Regions from separate parts of the Homo sapiens genome. Here region 2 is linked to region 1. The links are chromatin loops, found by intact Hi-C in ENCODE. Cell type or tissue: ascending aorta. All regions are shown on one strand. Each heading gives the region's core, and the rest is flanking DNA. Links, peaks and the distances in the headings are about the cores only.

Region 1 (5,389 bases), core at 114-5,113:
TGAAGTTCCAATACAGTGATTTGTTAGGAGGATGGAGATTTTAGAGGCAGCTGAAACTTAGTAATAATGTAATAAAAGCCTATCATTTTGCACTTGAAGAACTGAATCCCAAGAAGTTAAGTGATTTGCCTAAGGTCCCATATCAAATGTTTTTTGAGTATGATTTTACAGAAAACTTAGACCTTTGAAAGACATCAATTTTAGAATATAATTTCTTCAGATAATTTAAAGACTGTAATTTACTTTGCTTCATACAGCACCTGGCCCAAACCACAGCCTCCATGGACATATAGTAAGCTACATTTATTACTTATCAAAACGTGTTGCTGTTGAATGTATTCTAATAATATTTTAATTCACATATCCTATTTCTATAAGGCAAAGAAAACAGTGTTTGTAATTTAATAGGCCCATTAACTGTCCCAACTTACATTAGGTACACATTTTGTCATGAGTGTGCCAGGAGTATACTTCCTCTCTTCACTTTCTTTGTCTTAAACTTGCCTGTGCCTTTCTAACAGATGTCATGTATCCAAATTCTACTGCTTACACGAACACAAAGAGTATGATTTATTAGGAAACATGGTTTAAATAATTGGTTAATGTATCCATACCCTCACAAAATACGTGATTTGTAATTTAGAGAAATAAAGAGGAAAATTAGCTAGTCATTAGGAAAATCATTGAGATATTCTGTGACTGTAGGCTATCTCATTTTCTTTGTCCAAAAAGGTAACAAAAAAATTATAAACAAAAGCTTTTATAATGAATAATATTACAAAGTATTAGGTAAAAATAAGGGCAAGGTAAATTTCACAAATTCCTCTAGCACAGATTTTTTTTTTCCTGCGTATACTATTATAAACTGATTCATTACCCTACATGGATCCATATGCATCATGAGTCTCATCAGAGACCCTTCAAACACAGCACCACAAACAACATTAAAGAGTTGGGAAATAAAATAGCCCTGGCTTTGCCTGGCTGGAAGTCTTTAAATTTCCCAGGTCCAGGAGGATTGGTTGCAGGACACCCACAGTCATCCATGCAGAGCCAGGCTCCCACACCTATTGCCATTTTGGCCTCAGCAGGGAGGGCAGGGCCCAGCACACTGCCCTCACTGCACTCAGTCCTCTGAGTGAAGTCACTGAAATTCTCTGACGAGCCAAGTGTGTCAGCAAGAGCAAAAGCCTTTCCCCAAGCAGTACCGTGCTCCAACCAAAGCCAAAGTTGGGAAATTTATAATTAAATTACATAGGGGTTGTGGTTGGGAGACTTTTGAAAAGGTTTGAATTTTCCTCCTTACAACATTCTTTAAAGTGCAAAACTGGAGACTCAGTTAATCATTGGGAAATAAAGTCTGTTGTTCTGATGGGGAATGAGAAAACTGGGACAACGTCCAGTTTTTGTTTTCAACTAAGAAAATTTGAGTGAACTGACAGTGAGGTAGTAGGTACAGGAAAGCTATGGCCTCCCAAGAATAAGAGGCTTTTAGAGAAATGCTTTGAGGAACGCTTCTCCCCTAGAGCTCTATCCAGGCTTCTGAAGGCGCTGCTGGAGATGGATGAGAAAATGGGGGATGCCTTAACAGGCTTCTTATCTATGCTGGAAAGGTAACCAGATTTTGTAGCACAAGGGAGACAAAGTCCCCTGAGGACCCTGTGACACTCTCCACAGGACAGCTCCTGGGTGAACCAGGAAGCATTTTCTTCTTACTGGCAATCCTTTCTGCATCTCAACATCATCAAGCCTTGTGCCCAAAATGCACAAGCAGTCATACCAGAAATATCTGCATGATCATGACTCTCACAGGCAAAGAAGTGGGTAAAAATCTCCAAATTCTAAGCAACAAAGGGACTATAACAAATCAGCACAGGAACAATCTTCTAAGCAACAAAGGAATTATAACAAACCAGCACACAGACAATCTTCTATCTTTGCCAAACGTGGCTGGCTGATTGGGAAGCTGAAGCAAATTCTTCAATCAACAATTCTACTACTTTTCTGCCTTTCAGTGAGAAGACAAAAATCATAAAACCACATGATTAAAAAGAATAATTCTAAATACTGAAAAATCTAAAAATATTCCTATTTGTAAAAAACAATGTACAACTTTAACTTAGTAAACACACAGTTTTTAAAAAATTACTCATCTACTTATAAAATAATACTTTAGTGATTTTAGAATGTTTTCTGATTAACAAAATTCTTGATTCACATTTTAGACTGTAAACATAATTTTATAAGATAAAACAGGCAACAGGGCTTGGAAAGGGGGCATTTTCTTCCAAATGTGCCAGACAAGTCCACTTACCTATACATGTAACCAACCCCAAAAATCTGTGGTCCATTTCTAGAAATCAAATGTCACTTAGAATATATTTTCAGAGACGTAGATATATCTTTAAAATTACAATAAATTTTGAACCATAACTGCATTTCTGAAATATATCCATTTTGGTCATGATATGAAACACTGTTTTGATCAACTGTTAGATTTAGATTAGTAATATTTCACTTCAAATCTTTACATCATATTCACTGAAGAAACTGGTCAACATAAGCGGGTGGGGCTAAGGAGGAGATAGTTAATTTAACTTTATAAACTTTTGTATCATTTAAACAGTCATAATAAGCATTACTATTTCTTAATTTAAATGACTGAGACAGTTTTTAACAAGACCATGACTGAAAGTCAATTTATTTAAACGCTAAATAAAGTTTTTGAAAAACCAAGAAATGACGTACCTGAAGGATTACATCACTAAGTTGTTCTAGAGATTTCTGATTTTCCTGAGAGTCATCAAGAAGTGAAGCCACTGTTGGACTACAGCATAAATGTGTTTTGCTCTTAGCCTGGAGATGCCCTTTTGCTTCTTCGGTCAAGAGAACAGAAAGGAATTGCAAGCTGGCAGTATACAGGGCAGGACACGTGGCAGACAAGCCTGCACATGTGCAGAACATATCTAAAGGAATAATTTCAGATGTGAATGTTTGAAAATTTCTTCAAAATTCAACAAAAAGGAAATCAAGTTGATTTTAAAGTAACTATACTCTGGATCATCTAGATTACCAACTTGTGTGATTGTGTTGCAACTGTTAAAGGAGCTGGTGCCAACCAGAACTTAAAAGCAAGACTTAGTATGCAGTGTTGGCACAATGTACAAACAAATATTTCATAGCAGTTCAGACAGCACATGAGTGGTCATGAACTGATTCACAAACTTAATACAGAGTGGAAAGAACAGACCAAACTGAAAGGAATTTACACTGAAACAGTCATTATTAATTTCCTGTTGTGAGAACTGATTTTGTTTAATCAAAATTACATGTGTTGTTTTACATTTTATAAACTTGAAAAATTGGATTTATAATTTTGTTTGATTTTATATTTTAGATTTATGCTTGTGTGATAATTATAACCATAAAAATTTTTACTTAGATTTTGGCTTGTACAAATTAAAGTTACATAAGAAAAATAAAGTAGTCAGCAGTAGGGTTTCATGAGAATTATGTTCATTTAAATGATGTCCAAATATTAGTCAAGTTCGAGAAAAGACTCTTATAGATAACACAAGTTACGGAGTGACCACGACATGTTTTAAATGTATATGGGCATATGAGATGGCAATTGATTTAAAAAAATAAAAATAAACAAAAATAAAACCATGGCAAAAAAAATGATAATTGTTATTAATGTTTTCATTAACATTACTATTATGAAAACCATTTATGCAGTAAGTTACTTTTGATTAGTACTATTATTACATAAAACTGTACACATATTTTGAAGGAAGGTTTTGAATTTAATATGTATTTATTTTATCACTAAAGAAATAGTGTTAGATAAATAAGTTTAAGTCAGAGGTCAGCAAACTTTTTCTGTAAAGGTCCAAGTAGTAAGTATTTTATACTCTGCAGGTAACTGGCTTTTTCACAACTATTCACCTCAACTTTTGTAGCATGAAAGCAGCCATATGCAATATGTAAGTGAGTGTGGCTATGTTCCAATAAAACTTTATTTACCAAAACAAGCTGCAGGCCAGATTTATCTAATGTGGGTAGCATCATGCTTTCTATTGATATTATTGGTGATTCAGGTGATAAACTAATTTTCCCCCAATAAATACAAGAAGAAAATCCCAATGTCTTAATCAGTCAATCTCTTTCAATTATTATATTTTAAACAAAATAATGATATCCTACGTGGACACTGTACTCCATGGTAGACTCAGAACTCCTACATCCAGAAAATTAACAATTCTGTTCCTTGTTAAACATGCATTTGCCATAATTCTTACTATCGCTTTGGTTAAAAATTGTATCATGCATTTAAGTTTACTGAATGATCAAATGATAAAATAAATGTTAAAAAAAATCGGTCAGTTGAATTAGCAGGTACTTTGGAAGCTTAAAATAACTCAATTTTGAGTACATTTAAGTAGGTTGTTTAAAAAGGTTACATAAATGTCAGTTATGAATATTTATGTTAAAAAACAGCTTTTTTCTATGCTAAAATTTAGGAGGCTTCATGAAAAATTAAAGATTAGTTATTTTAAAATAATCATGTTTATTTTAGTGGGCAACTATCATGAAAAACATAAAAATAATTATACTATACTCTTGGCATTTCTGTACTATAAGAAAATTCTGATGTGATGAGAAAGTTATTTGTATCCTAACTTTCCATGTTATCATGTATACCAGATTTTATATATGAAGATGTATCCACATACAATGTACATATGTCAGAAAGGATACTGGTTTCTATACCAACACAGTAAAATTTATCTCATTGTTTTATAATCATATCATATGTACCTTTATAAAACCACAGGCTTACAACTGACAAATGGGATCTAAACTAAAGAGCGTCTGCATAGCAAAACAAACTATCATCAGAGTGAACAGGCAACCTACACAATGGGAGAAAATTTTTGTAATCTATCCATCTGACAAAGGTCTAACATCCAGAATCTACAAGGAACTTAAACAAATTTACAAGAAAAAAACAAACAACCGCATCAAAAAGTGGGCGAAGGATACGAACAGACACTTCTCAAAAGATGACATTTATGCGGCCGACAAACATGAAAAAAAACCCATCATCACTGGTCATTAGAGAAATGCAAATCAAAACCACAATGAGATACCATCTCAGGCCAGTTAGAATGGTGATTATTCAAAAGTCAGGAAACAACAGATGCTGGCGAGGATGTGGAGAAAATGGGAACACTTTTACACTGCTGGTGGGAGTATAAGTTAGTTTAACCATTGTGGAAGACAGTGTGGCAATTCCTCAAGCATCTAGAACCAGAAATACCATTTGACCCAACAATCCCATTACTGGGTATATACCTAAAGTTTTATAAATCATCCTACTGTAAAG
Region 2 (5,389 bases), core at 175-5,174, 140 kb after region 1:
TAAACGTAAGAGTCAATATATATTTTTATGACTAATAAATTTTGATTCTACTGCCCTGACAAGGCAGCAAAAGGGAAGGGAGGAAGGGAGAGGGGAAGGAAGAAAGGGAGAGGAAGGAAGACCAGACATTAGGAATTCACATTAACAGAAGAGATAGAATGCCAAATCTTCAAGGAAGGCAAGGTTATCAGATGACAATTTCAAAATGAAAGATATTAAATGACAAATGATTTATGATATTTTGAAATGTTAAAAAAGATATGTTTTCCAGTTACATGGAGACATACTCTGGTATTCCATAGATCTCTTAAATATTATGTTGTAATATAACATTCTTAAGGCTACTACTGTACACATGTTGATTACTCATGCAAAATATTACTTATCAAAACACTTCTTACAAAAAAAACAAAATTTAATTCCATATTTTCTAAAATTATCTACTCTACTGAAATACAAACAGCAAAAAACAAGGTATCCTGAACTCTCCACACTTTGAATGATTATTCTAAAGTTGATCCAGAATTTTCACTCTAGATAAATGTACATTTAAGCTCCTAATAACTCACAGATAGGCCAGTTGCTTAAATGACATAATTAAAAACTTTACGTAAAACTTCCAATTCTGGCCATGAAATAATAACAAGGACATCTCCTGTCCTTCCCCAGAAATCAACTAGAAAGTGGCATAGTGTCATTGCAGGACTGTGATGCCAGAGAGAAGGAAAATAAGCAATGAGAGTCCTACTATACCTGAAAACAATTACTGTACAGCAAACACAGGCAAGAGAAATCCAAAGAGTCTGACAGTCTCGATGACTTTAGGAGATGAAGATGCCTGTGGAAGCTGACATGGTTAGGAATTGTGGGAGAGCTATGCAAAGAAAGAATTTCAGAGACCTAAACAAGTTTCCACCCAGACCATGCTGAGATTAGGTGGCTTAGATTATAGGTAGATACTCTGTAAATACAGGCCAAAGATGATTACTGAGATTTAAATTGAACAACTCCCAGGGCTCACACAAGACAATAAAACTCAGTCTTCAACCAGGCAGAGTAGACAGTCATCAATCATCACTTTGGACATTCAATAGAGGTCCCAAAGGATCACATCTCAGGAGCAGAGTTTAACCCCAAGCAAAGGTTCTTCTAGATCAGGGTTTCTCAACCTTAACACTTCCTCAAGGTTTTCTGACATCTTGAGCTAAAACATTCTTTGTTGTGGTGAGCTGTTCTGGCTTCTATCTACTAGAAGCCAGCAGCACCACTCCAGGTGTGACAATCAAAAATGGCTCCCGACGTTGCCAAACATCCTCTGGGAAGCAAAATTACCCCCCAGTTGAAAACCACTATTTTAGACCCATTCTAGCAAAATTTTTTAAAGTCTTGAGAAAATGAAACTGCTCTACAAGTAACATAACCACCTGTCAGCCTCAAACTTCTGGGTTCGAGTGATCCTCCTGCCTCAGCTTTCCAAATAGCTGGGACTATAGGTATGCACCTACATGCCCAGCTAATGTTACTAATTTTTGAAGAGACAAGATCTTACTTTGTTGCCCAGGTTCATCTCAAGCTCCTGGCTTCAAGTAATGCTCCCATGCTGGCCTCCCAAAGTGCTTCAGAACCCTCCCAAAGTGCTTCTAAAAGGGTAAAATAAAAAATCAAGACACTCAACATGGTAACATTGAAAAGGTCCAGCATCCAATCAGAAATTACTACACATATCAAATATTAAGATCCATAAAGAGAAAAGTCAGCCAGTGGACAAGACCCAAAACTGAAATACTCAAATGTATAAGACCTATACACTGACAACTTCAAAACAATGCAGAGACAAATTAAAGAGCTAAATAAGGCTGGGCACAGTGGCTCATGCCTGTAGTCCCAGCACTCTGGGAGGCCGAGGCAGGCAGATCACCTGAGGTCAGGAGTTCGAGACCAGCCTGGCCAACATGGTGAAACCCTGTCTCTACTAAAAATACAAAAAAATTAGCTGGGCACATGCCTGTAATCTCAGCTACTTGGGAGGCTGAAGCTGTAGTGACAGTCACTTGAACCCGGGAGGCGGACAGTGCAGTGAGCCAAGATCATGCCACTGCACTCCAGTCTGGGTGACAGAATGAGATTCCATGTTAAAAAAAATAAAAATAAAAATAAATAATGAGCTAAACAAGTGAAGACATATATATGGTATTCATGGATCAGAAGATTCAATACTATTAAGATGTCAATTTTTCCTGAATTGATCTACAAATTCAACTCAATTCCATTCAAAACCACAGCAGGTTTTTTTTTTTTTTGTGTGTGTGTGTGTGTGTGTGTGTGTGTGTGTGTGTGTGTGGTGGCGGGCGCCTGTAGTCCCAGCTACTTGGGAGGCTGAGGCAGGAGAATGGCGTGAACCTGGGAGGTGGAGCTTACAGTGATCCGAGATGGCGCCACTGCACTCCAGCCTGGGCAACAGAGCGAGGACTACATATCAGAAAAAAAAAACAAGAACAAAGTTGAAGGACTTATACTACCTTATTTCAAGACTTACAATAAGCTTCACTATAGCTAACTATAAGCCTTCACTATAAGCTACAATAATTAAGTCAGTTGGGTATTGGCATCATAAGAGAAAACCGATCAAATAGATTCCAGAAGTAAACCCACATATAGTTAGTTGGTAAGGAATTCAGGAAAGAAAGGACAGTCATTTGAACAAATAGTGCTGAGAAAATAATTGTATACCCATAAAAAAAAAAGTTCATTCCTTACCTTGTGCTAGATACAAAAATCAACTCAAAATTAATCAAAGATATAAAACCTAAAACATATGTAATAATTCTAAAAGAAAGCATAGGAAACACTCTTTGTATTCCAAGTTAGGCAAAGATTTCTTAGATAAAATATCAAAAGCATGATCCATAAAAGAAAAACTAAGAAACTGAACCTCATCAAAATTAAGTTTTTCTGCTCTTCAAAAAGCTAAATGATCATCTCAATAGAGACAAAAGATTTGGCAAAATACAATAATCATTCATGATCAAAACTTTCAACAAACTAAGAATACATGGAACTTCCTCAACTTTATAAAGGCATCTACAAAATACAAATGTACTAGAGCTAATCTTGTATTTAATGGTGAAAGATCGAATGCTTCCCTCTAAATCATGAAGAAGGCTCTCACCACATCCATCCAACATTATACTAAGGCTTCTAGCCAGGGCAATTAGGCAATTTAAAAAAATTAAAGGTATCCAGAGTGAATAGAAAGAAATAAAACTGTCTTTATTCACAGATAAGATGATCTTAAAACTGTTTTTATTCACAGATAACAAGATTTTATAGATAGAAAATCCTAAGGGATCTACCAGAAAACAAAACAAAACAAAAAAAACTACCAGAACTAGTAAGTTCAGCAAGGCCACCAAATAGACGATCAATACACAAAAATCAATTGTATTTCTATATACTAACAATGAGCAATCCAAAAACTTTTAAAATTTTCATTCACAATGGCATTGAAAAGAATACTTAAGAATAAGTGTTTTTTTAAAAAAAAACCTAGACTTGCTCTCTAAAAATTACAAAAGATGCTCATAATCATCAGTCACTAGGGAAATGCAAATTAAAACCCACTAAGATACCATTGCACATCTATCAGAATGCCCTCTCCCCCCCAAAAAAAAAAAAAAAACTGAACATAATAGATGTTGAAGATGTGGAACAACTGGAATGTCCATAGGAATGTTATTTGTAATAACTAGAAACAACCCCATTGTCCACCAACAGGTGAATGGATAAACAAATTGTGGTATGTCCACACAATGTAATACTACTCAGAAATAAAATGAATAAACTACAGTAAGCCTTCACTTAACTTGGTCAACAGGTTCTTGGAAACTGACTTTAATGAAACAGCATTACAAGTTCCATGCCATTTCACTAAATGCTGATGAGAAAAAATAACTGGGTTTGTTATAAGTCAGTTTGCTTAAAGTCACAGTTTCCGAAAACCTATCTATGATGCCAAGTGAGGAACTGCTGTACTACTACATAAACAACATGGCTCAGCCGGGCGCGGTGGCTCGCACCTGTAATTCTAGCACTTTCGGAGACCAAGGCAGGCAGATCACTTGAGGCCATTCTACCATAAAGACACATACATGTGTATGTTCACTGCTGCACTATTCACAATAGCAAAGACATGGAATCAACCTAAATGCCTATCAATGGGAGACTGATTAAGGAAAATGTGGTACATACACACCAATGAATACTATGCAGCCATAAAAATGCATGAGATCATATCCTTTGCGGCAACATGGATGGAGCTGGAGGCCATTATCCTATGCAAACTAATCCAGAAACAGAAAACCAAATACACATATTCTCACTTATAAGTGGGAGCTAAACAATGAGAACACATGGACCCAAAGAGGGGAATAACAGACACCAGGGATTACTCGACGGCAGAGAGTGGGAGGAGGACCACAAAAATTACCTATCGGGTACTAGGCTTATTACCTGGGTGACAAAATAATCTGTACACCAAACCCCCATGACACAGTTTACCTACATAACAAACCTGCACACGTACCGCTGAAGCTAAATAAAAGTTTTTTAGAAAAACAGCATGCCCACTTAAATAAATCTACCCTAGAGACATACCTGCACATTTATGAAATAGCATAAGCCCATTATTCTTTGTACATAATTTATATTAACAATAATATCCATCAAGAGACTAGGTTAACAAATACACAACGAAGCATTTGCTACCTATAAAAAAGAACGAGAAAATCTCACGTATAGATAGATAGGGAATAATCCTCATACCTACTATTCTATGCACATAAGACGTATTTTTAAGTTATAAAAACAGGGTGCAAAACAGTGTCTATAATATACCACCTTTTATGCAGGATGGGGAGAGGATAAGAATCTACATACTTAGTTGCTTACATTTGCAAAAATAAAATAAAAATAGAAAAAAATAGCCAGAAAATAAAAATGACTACCAATAAGGAAAACATCTTAAAGGTAACTGGATGGGAGAGAGGCATCTCTGAGCTACATTTTTATGAAGAAAAAACAATTCCCAATAGTGAAAACAAACAAAAAAAAATCTAACTGTATGCTGAATGGGTAACGGTAGCTTTAAGGCACAGTATTTTGACTGTATATCCTTAGTGAGATTAGTCTATCTCAAAAAGAACTGCCAGGAAATCTTGAACTTTTCATTAGAATTGTTCATAGCAATGTTAATATTGCTGTTCTGAAACTATCTTATGTATGTTTAAGGTCAAAGCTAATAAGCAATTATGCTGATATTGCTAGGAACGAAGACTTTCTACAAGCGCAAGGATAAGAAATACAAATTTAAAATAAGAAAAATAGCAATAAA

The links. Peaks named below come from ENCODE experiments on the same cell type or tissue, not always from the same donor. Only the 100,000 strongest peaks of a DNase experiment are listed, where the experiment ranks them.
Region 2: it touches region 1 in a loop (2.3-fold over the local background); 1 of 110 quality-filtered maps calls a loop at or near these places.

Annotation. Positions count from the first base shown.
Region 1 is chr18:70,045,223-70,050,611 of GRCh38, forward strand. It overlaps RTTN (rotatin), which reads right to left. Exons shown (of 49, transcript NM_173630.4): 40 at 2,749-2,966. Among named protein-coding and RNA genes, the nearest start is that of CD226, 100 kb to the left of the region's middle. RefSeq lists an enhancer at 2,332-3,531. In ascending aorta, for the core only: no CTCF peak of the experiment used is centred there; a DNase peak (open chromatin) is centred at 3,089.
Region 2 is chr18:70,182,418-70,187,806 of GRCh38, forward strand. The region is part of intron 10 of RTTN (rotatin); the gene reads right to left. Among named protein-coding and RNA genes, the nearest start is that of RTTN, 21 kb to the right of the region's middle. In ascending aorta, for the core only: no CTCF peak of the experiment used is centred there; no DNase peak of the experiment used is centred there.